Linked DNA regions of Homo sapiens: region 1 is linked to region 2. A link is a contact called in ENCODE Hi-C or POLR2A ChIA-PET data. All regions are on one chromosome and are shown on one strand. Each heading gives the region's core, a stretch centred on a gene start or an enhancer-like site at or near the end of the contact. The rest is flanking DNA. Distances are from core to core; before and after follow the strand shown.

What was found. A loop is a pair of places that touch in the nucleus more often than their neighbours do. ChIA-PET counts read pairs that join two places held with the same protein, here RNA polymerase II (POLR2A). Pooled maps may share reads with other maps.
Region 1: a pooled map shows a loop between it and region 2 (3-fold over the local background). The contact joins two enhancer-like sites. A Hi-C loop is called at or near these places in 4 of 50 pooled maps. POLR2A ChIA-PET finds 5 or more read pairs at or near these places in 3 of 52 experiments (BJ, MCF 10A and WTC11).

The regions. Positions count from the first base shown.
Region 1 is chr2:239,286,997-239,291,046 of GRCh38, reverse strand. All of the region lies in intron 2 of HDAC4 (histone deacetylase 4), which reads left to right. Among named protein-coding and RNA genes, the nearest start is that of MIR4269, 16 kb to the left of the region's middle. Within about 2 kb of position 1,351, at least 10 of the 41 ENCODE cell types and tissues checked have a DNase peak (open chromatin) inside an H3K27ac peak, as active enhancers do.
Region 2 is chr2:239,620,811-239,624,843 of GRCh38, reverse strand. No RefSeq gene overlaps it. Among named protein-coding and RNA genes, the nearest start is that of LINC02991, 45 kb to the right of the region's middle. Within about 2 kb of position 1,508, at least 3 of the 41 ENCODE cell types and tissues checked have a DNase peak (open chromatin) inside an H3K27ac peak, as active enhancers do.

The DNA.
Region 1 (4,050 bases), core at 102-2,601, 330 kb after region 2:
GCAGGCGCTGCCTTCTGAACGGCTCTTTCCTTTTGTCCTCGGTTTTCTTGAGGCCTGGCTCACTTATTCCATTAGTCATGATTGGATAAAGCTTTTAAAGAAAAATCCCCACCCCTTGCCTTACTGTGCCACGAAAAATTCCTGAGTGAATGAGCGAAGCCACCCACTTGATAGGAGCCCTGGAGGCTGCCTTTCACATGGACTTTCAGGTGGGCCAGGCCCTGTATAGAACCCCGGCCCTCCCCATAGTGCCCTAGAAACACACTAAACACGGGAGCGTGTGTGGTGTGTGTGTGAGTGCGTGCGCGTGTGTGCGTACGTGAGTGCGTATGTGAGTGTGTGCGTGCGTGTGTGTGCATGCGCGTGCGAACTGAATGCATGCGTGCGCGCATGTGTGGTTGTGTGTGCGTACATGTGTGTACGTGACTGCTTGTGCGCACGTGCCTGTGTGTGTGTGTGTGTGTGCCTACTCCCATTTCAGGAGCTTGCCCTGCCTGTTTGATTTTTCTAAAGATTGACACTCTAAATCCCCTTTCTCTCCAAAACTCTCTTGGGGTGATATGGAAGACTCCTAGGGTCTCCAGTTTTACCATATTCTCCCTAGTCCACACAGAAGGTGTCCTTCAGCCACATAAAATGGGCCACTCATTGGTGCTGGACATCCTCACGCCATTGGTGCTGGTGTCCCCATGTCGCTGGTGCTTCATGTCACGTGCCGTTGGTTCTGGGTGTCCCCACAGCCTGGCCTTAGGGTGCTCTGTTTCTTTATAGTTAAGGAATTAGCTCAGCTGACAGGGAACTAGGTAAGAGTAAAGTCTGATAACATGGAAAATGTTAGTGCACATTTGAAAAAAAATAAATTTAGTAAAAATGTTGATATATTTTAAGTTTGAATGACAAGACTTGAGTGAATTTTTCCTGGTTAATGTTGTGTCTTTTGATTAAGCCATTTCAATGGAGTGTACATTTATATTAACTCTTGATGCCTTTTTTATTTGCCGTAATTGGATTAGAAAATAAGATCTTTTCTGTAGTTGATAGAACTTTGTTAATTTTATTCTCTCATTTGTTTTCCTTAACTCAAAAATGGTGAGTAAAGATCACGATGCTGTTTTAAAATTTAGGAAGTGGTGAACCATCAAGAGGATAAGGTTAGGTGTAATTTGAAGGATGATTATGAAGTGAGGGTTTATGCAGATTTGTGCACCAGTGTGTACAGTAGGGAAACGGAGGGTTATAACCAGGGGCATTCTCAGAGTTTGGGCAGGATCAGGCAGCGGGCAGAGCTCTGGTGCCCCATCAGGCGGGGACTTTGGGGGGTGCTCTCTGCTCTCCGTGGGCTCCCACATCAGATGAGCCAGGTGGCTGGGAGGGGCCCTGCGTGCCCAACACAGTGGCTGAGGGGCTGCTGCTCCTGCCCTGTGATGTGTGCTCTCTCCCCAGCCTGGATTTCCAGAAGAAAAGACCTCTGCTCCTCCTGTCTTTTTATTCTTTATTGGCCTGGTGCTGGGCACTTAGTTGGAGTTCAGTAAAGGTTTAGTGAGTGAAGAAGGAAAAAATGTTACTTAGAAGTGTTTTACTCGACTTCCTTGATCTGGAAACACACACACATATTGTAACATAAGAAAAGTTATATGCAAAAACAGTTCTTAAATGACACCTCGACTAAGACAAAACACAGACCTTTTCTTTTGTGGTTAGTGCTTTTTCGTATTTCATTTAAAAACAAAACAACCACCAAAAAACCTTCCCTACCTCAAGGCCATAAAGATAACCTTGTATATTTTCTCTTAAGGCCTTTGACGTTTTGTCTTTCATACTTAAGCCTTTGGTTTTTGTGTGGGGTGCAGGGTGGGGATCAGTTTCATTTTCTTTTCTCATTTTGAGAACCATAATGTTTGACACTTTACACCCTTTCTCTGGGATAGCTGTGCGGCCAGCTCATCCTCCAAGTTCAATCTGTTTTGGACCCTCCCTGTGCTCAGCTGCTCCAGAGCCTGTCCTGGGGCCAGCAGGGCACTGTCTCCTTGACAGGCGCTGCAGCCGCACTCCCCTGTCTCAGCCCCCTCCCTGCAATTGTCCCAGCTCCTCCTAAGCTGTGACTTGTCTAGAGACAAGTTCCTTTAAAAAGCCTAGCCTGAAACTTGATTGGAATTGCATTGACTCTATGGATGAATTTGAAGGCAGGGTTGGCATCCTGACAGTATATTTGTGTGTGTGGCTTCTCTTTCCCTCCATCAGGTCTTCTTTACTGTCTTTTTTCAATAGATTTTTATAATTTTCTCTATAAAGGTCTTGTACGTGTCAAGTTAGATTTATTCTTTATTCTTTGGTAGATTGTAGTTGTTTTGTTTTTCTGTTGCAGACAATACGTTTTTTTTTTAATTAAGTTTTCCCTTGCTAGTTTTTGGAATTGCAGTTGATTTTTATATTTTATTTTTATATCCAATCATCTTATTAAAATCTTATAATTTCTAAAAATTTTTTTCTGTAAATTCTTCAGGGTTTCTAAGACAAAGACTGTTAAAGTAACGATGCTAGTTTAGTGTCTTCCTCTCCAATTCCTGTGTTTATTTTCCTTGTCTTACTGTGCTAGCTGGGAATTCCAGTTCAGTTTTGAGTAAGAGCAGAAATACTGGACTTCCTTCTGTCGTCCTTGACATTAAAGAGAAGATTTTTAACATTTTTCCCAATTTAAGTATGATGTTTGACATAGGTTATTTTAGATTCCCTTTTTCAAGTTAAGTTCATGGATAGCTGTGTTCCATTAGCCAAATGCTTTTACTCCGTCTGTTGTGATGATCGTATAGTTTTCTGTTCTAATTTTCTGTTAAACTTCCCTTATCTCTTCCAGTGGATTCAGCTTGTTTGTGATAAATCTTGTCATTTTCATACTTTGCTAGCGCTTCAGGATTCTTCATCTCTGTTCTTGAATTGGAGTGGACGGTAATTTTCCTTTTTTAAGGTCTTTTTTTTTTTTAACTTACAGGGATAGTTTATTTAAGATTAGAATTAATTATTCCTTGAAAGTTTGTAAAAATTAACCTCAGACTATTTGGGGTTCATATTTCCTTGGTGGTTTGATGTTTTAACTACTGATTTAACATCTTTAATGGTTACTGATAACCTGAACTTTTAATTCCTGTCATATGGATTTAAAAGAAAGTTTTTAGGAGTCCTACTTAATCTACGTTTTCAATTTTATTGTCATAGATTTGCTTCTGGTGTTTACATCTTTGCTGGATTTGTCTCTGTGTACCCGTTTTCATTTACAACATGACTTAGTCTTCTTCTTGATTAATCTGTATTAATCGTTTTGAGTCACTCTGGCTTTGTGGATTCCCTTAGTTGTAAGTCAGCTTTCTGTGTTTTAAATGCCTGCTCTTATCTTCCTGGTACTTTCTGTGGCTGGCTGCACCCAGTGTTCTCTCTCTCCCGAGGTTGGATGTGCAGCTCCCATTAGTTCTTAGCCTTCCTTCTGTTATAAGCTACACAGTTCCCTTGAAGTAGGCATTGGGTGCATACAACAAGTTTTGACACTTAGCATTTTCATTTCCATCCCAAGTTTTTAAAAGGTCGTGTCAACAGTACACCTTTGAGATGATGTAAGGAGGTGCCACTTGGTCTCTGTGACCTTCCTCCCAAAAACATACAACCCCATCTGGTCATGACATCAAACAAATTCTGATTAAGGGACATTCTAGCAAACACCCAATCAAGTACTTTAAACTGTCAAGGTCATTAAAAACAAGGCAAGTCTGAGAAACCGTCGCAGCCGAAGGAGCCTCAGGAGTCAGGAGGATAAAGGAAGGACAGTGGGGTCCTGGGTGGGGTCTCAGAACAGGAGGACCACAGGGAAAACAGGAAATCCAGGCACGGCTGCAGTTCATGCTGATGGATCACTGTGGGCTCACGAAGTGTGACGCATGCCCCATCCTGGTATAGACGTGATCAAATGCCTCGTATTGTCCGAGAGGTCCCCAGGACATTCCCTGCCCAGGCCAGTGTCCAACTCCCTGTGCACTTGTCCTTCCTGCTTGCATCAGACAC
Region 2 (4,033 bases), core at 259-2,758:
GAGTTGGTTATTTGAAAGGATAAACAAGATCAATAGAATGCTGGTTAGATTAACAAGAAAAAGAAGGAAAAGATCCAAACAAATACAACTAGAAATGACAAAGGTGACATTACAACTGATCCCACAGAAATACAAAAGAACTTCAGAGGCAGTTATGAGTAGATCTATGCACACAAACCAGAAATACAAAGGAAATGCATAAATTCCTGGAAACACACAAGGTCCCAACATTGAATCAGGAAGAAATTGAAATCCTGAACAGACCAACATCAAGTTTTGAAATTAAATCAGTAATAAAAAATCTACCCACCAGAGGAAAAAAAAAAAAAAAAAGCCCTGGGCTACATGGACTCACAGCTGAATTCAGATTTATGAAGAAGAGCTGGTACCAATTCTGTTTTGTTTTGTTGAGTTGTTTGTTTGTTTGTTTGTTCGGGAGGCAGAGTCTCACTCTGTTGCCCAGGCTGGAGTGCAGGGCCACAATCTCTGCTTGCTGCAACCTCCGCCTCCCAGGCTCAAGCAATCTTCCCACCTCCCAAGCAGCTGGGACTACAGGAGTGCCCCACTATACCTGGCTAATTTTTGTATTTTTTGTAGAGATGAGTTTTTGCCATGTTGCCCAGGCTGGTCTTGAACTCTTTGGCTCAAGAAATCTGCAAGCCTCAACCTCTCAAAGTGCTGGGATTACAGATATACACCACCATGCCCAGCTGAGCTGGTACCAATTCTACTGAAACCATTCCAAAAAATCGAGGACAAGGGACTCCTCCCTAACTCATCCTGTGAAGCCAGTCTCACCCTAGTACCAAAACCTGGCAAAGACACAATGAAAAAAGAAAACTACAGGCCAATATCCCAGATGAATAGACACAAAAATCCTCAACAAAATACTAGCAAAATCCAGCAGCACTTGAAACATGTCATTCATTGAATACAACTGTCTAGCCACGTGCAGAAGAATAAAAGTGGGTCTCTACCTCTCATCATATACAAAAATTAACTTGAGAGATTAAAAATTTAAATGTAAGACCACTCAAACTATCATAATTCTAGAAGAAAATCTAGAAAAAACCCTTTTCAACATCATCTTTGGCAAAGATTTCATGACTAAGTTCCCAAAAGCAATTGCAACAAAAACAAAAATTAACAACTGGGACAATTAAACTCAGGAGGTTTTGCACAGCAAAGGGAATTGCCAGCAGAGTAAACAGACAGCCTGCAGAATAAAAGAAAATACTGCAAACTATGCATCTGACAAAGGTCCAATATCCAGAATTTATAAGGAACTTAAACAATTCCATAAACAAAAAACATAGGCAATTAAAACATGGGCAAAGGTCACAAACAGACACTTCTCCAAAGAAGATGTGCAGGTGACCCACAAACATGAAGAAATAATCAACGTCATCAATCATCAGAGAAATGCAAAACAAAACCACAGCAAGATACCATCTCACACCAGTCAGAACAGCTACCATTAAAAAGTCAAAAAATAACAGAAGCAGGCAAGGCTGCAGAGAAAAGGAAATGCTTCTGCACCGTTCGTGGGAACGTAAATTAGCTCAGCCACTGCGGAAAGCAGTTCGGAGATTTCTCAAAGAATTTAAAATAAAACTACCATTCGACCTAGCCACCACTGGGTATATAAACAAATCATTTGGCCGGGCGCAGTGGCTCAGGCCTGTAATCCCAGCACTTTGGGAGGCCGAGGCTGGTGGATCTCTTAAGGTCAGGAGCTCAAGCCCAGCCTGGCCAACATGATGAAACTCTGTCTATACAAAAAATACAAAAATTAGCCGGGCATGTTGGTGGGTACCTGTAATCCCAGCTACTTGGGAGGCTGAGGCAGGAGAATAGCTTGAGCCTAGGAGGCGGAGGTTGCATTGAGCCGAGATAGCGCCACTGCACTCCAGCCTGGGTGACAGAGAGAGACTCTGTCTCAAAAAAAAAAAAAAAGAAAGAAAAACAAACCTTTCTACCAAAAGGACATATGTACTGTATGTTCACAGCAGCACTACAAATAATTATAGCAAAGACATGAACCAACCTAGGTGCCTACCAGAAGTGGATTGGATAAAGAAAATGTGGTCCATATACACCATGGAATACTACTTAGTCATAAAAAAGAATAAAATCATGCCCTTTGCAGCAACATGGATGCAGCTGGAGGCCATTTTCCTAAGTGAATTAACAGTAGGGCAAAAACCGCATGTTCTCACTTACGAGTGGGAACTAAGCGTTGGGTACACGTGGACATAAAGATGGGAACAATAGTCACTGGGAACTACTAGAGGGGCAAGGGCTGAATAACCACCTGCAGGATACTACACTCACTACCTGGGTGACGGGGCCTTTCATACTCCAAACCTCAGCATCACGCAATATGCCCACGTAATAAACCTGCACGTGAACCCCCTGAATCTAAAATGAAAGTTGAAATTGTTTTTTTTTAAAAAATCTCTTTGGAGTTGAGTGCATAGAAGAATAAATACATAAATGAAAATCTTCTTTCTAAGGGCGGAAGCGGGGTAAGAGTTGAAAAATTACCTACTTGGGACAGTGTTCACTAGTCAGGTGAGAAATACACTAACAGCCCAGACTTCACCATACCATATGTGGTATATGTAAGAAATCTGTACTAGTACCATCTAAATATATAAAAATTGAAAAATAAAAAAAATAAAAAAATAGAAACTAATTTCCATGGAAAATCACACTCTGAGGTACTGGAGTTAGGACTTCAATATATGAATTCAAGGGGACACACTTTGGCTCATAAAGGATAGAGAAGACTCAGTGAGACAGAGCGAGGTCAGGTGCTGTGGGAGCTTGGAACCACTGAGGATGGGCCAGTATCCCTGGTGGATGGCATTGAGCCGAGTATCAGAGGATCACACCGACCAGGGCTGCAGGAGTGCCCGGGTCCACAGGAAGGTGGCAAGGCACACAGCAGCTAAGCCGTGGGAGAAGCACCGCATGCGGAGGGTGGGAGTGCCTGACTCTCTCCCACCCACACCCCCAGCCCCAGGCTGCACCCGCCTCTCCAAGCAAGCATGGCCAAGCACTGGGATTGAAATCCAGGCAGACACCAACCCAGTCCTCACCAAGTCGATTAACACTGGACTGAGATGGTGGAAAGGAGTTTGGCTAGGACAGAGGCTGAGATATTAAAGACTAGAGTGCCCAAAACTTGGGGTTCAATTTGAAGTATTTGAGGGGGTAAGAGAGAGGACCAAGAACAGCTCCCATGTTAGAAAGATGCAGCTCGAGGTTAAGGAGGAAGCAAGCAGACATGAGCACTCACAGTTGAGCCAAAGTGAGGGTTAGGTGCCTGGGGCTGTCCAGGCAGTGATGGCCAATAAGCAACGGTCAGGCCGAGCTCACGTGGCGCAGCAGGGCTGGGGCTAGTGACACAGAAAATGCAAATGAGATCACCAGGGAGATTCATTGTGTCATCCACACAGTCATTTATTCACTCAACAATATTTATTGAGAATCGAGTGAGATGATGCCTGGACATAATGCTGGCTCTGAGGATACAGTGGAAGTGATCAGGAGAAATCAGGGACTGCCCTCACAGAGCTTGTAGGCCTGTGGGTAAGCCCAGTTTTGAGGGAATCAAGCATCAAAAACACTTTGGCATTGGAGAAACCCACTCCCAGCTTTGAGGGAAAGAACATTGTCAGCAGCGTTGCTTGTGAGACCAAAAGACTTGGGAACAATGTAGATGTCCACCAACTGCAGAAGAAATAAGTTATCTGTGATTTACTCAAACATCAGAATGCAGCATGGTGGTGAAAACGCACTGATTCTTGCTAAATGCATTAACATGGATGAATCTCAGGAACATTATGTAAAGTTGAAGAGCAGGAATCCAAAGAACATATTCAGTGTAATTCCATCTACATGAAGTTTTAAAACATGCAAAGCTAAACATATATGGTTTAGGGATACTATAAATAAAGTAGTAAAACAAAAAGAAATGCAAGAGAATGTCACATAAAATTCAGGGAGATGGTTACCTCCAGGGGAA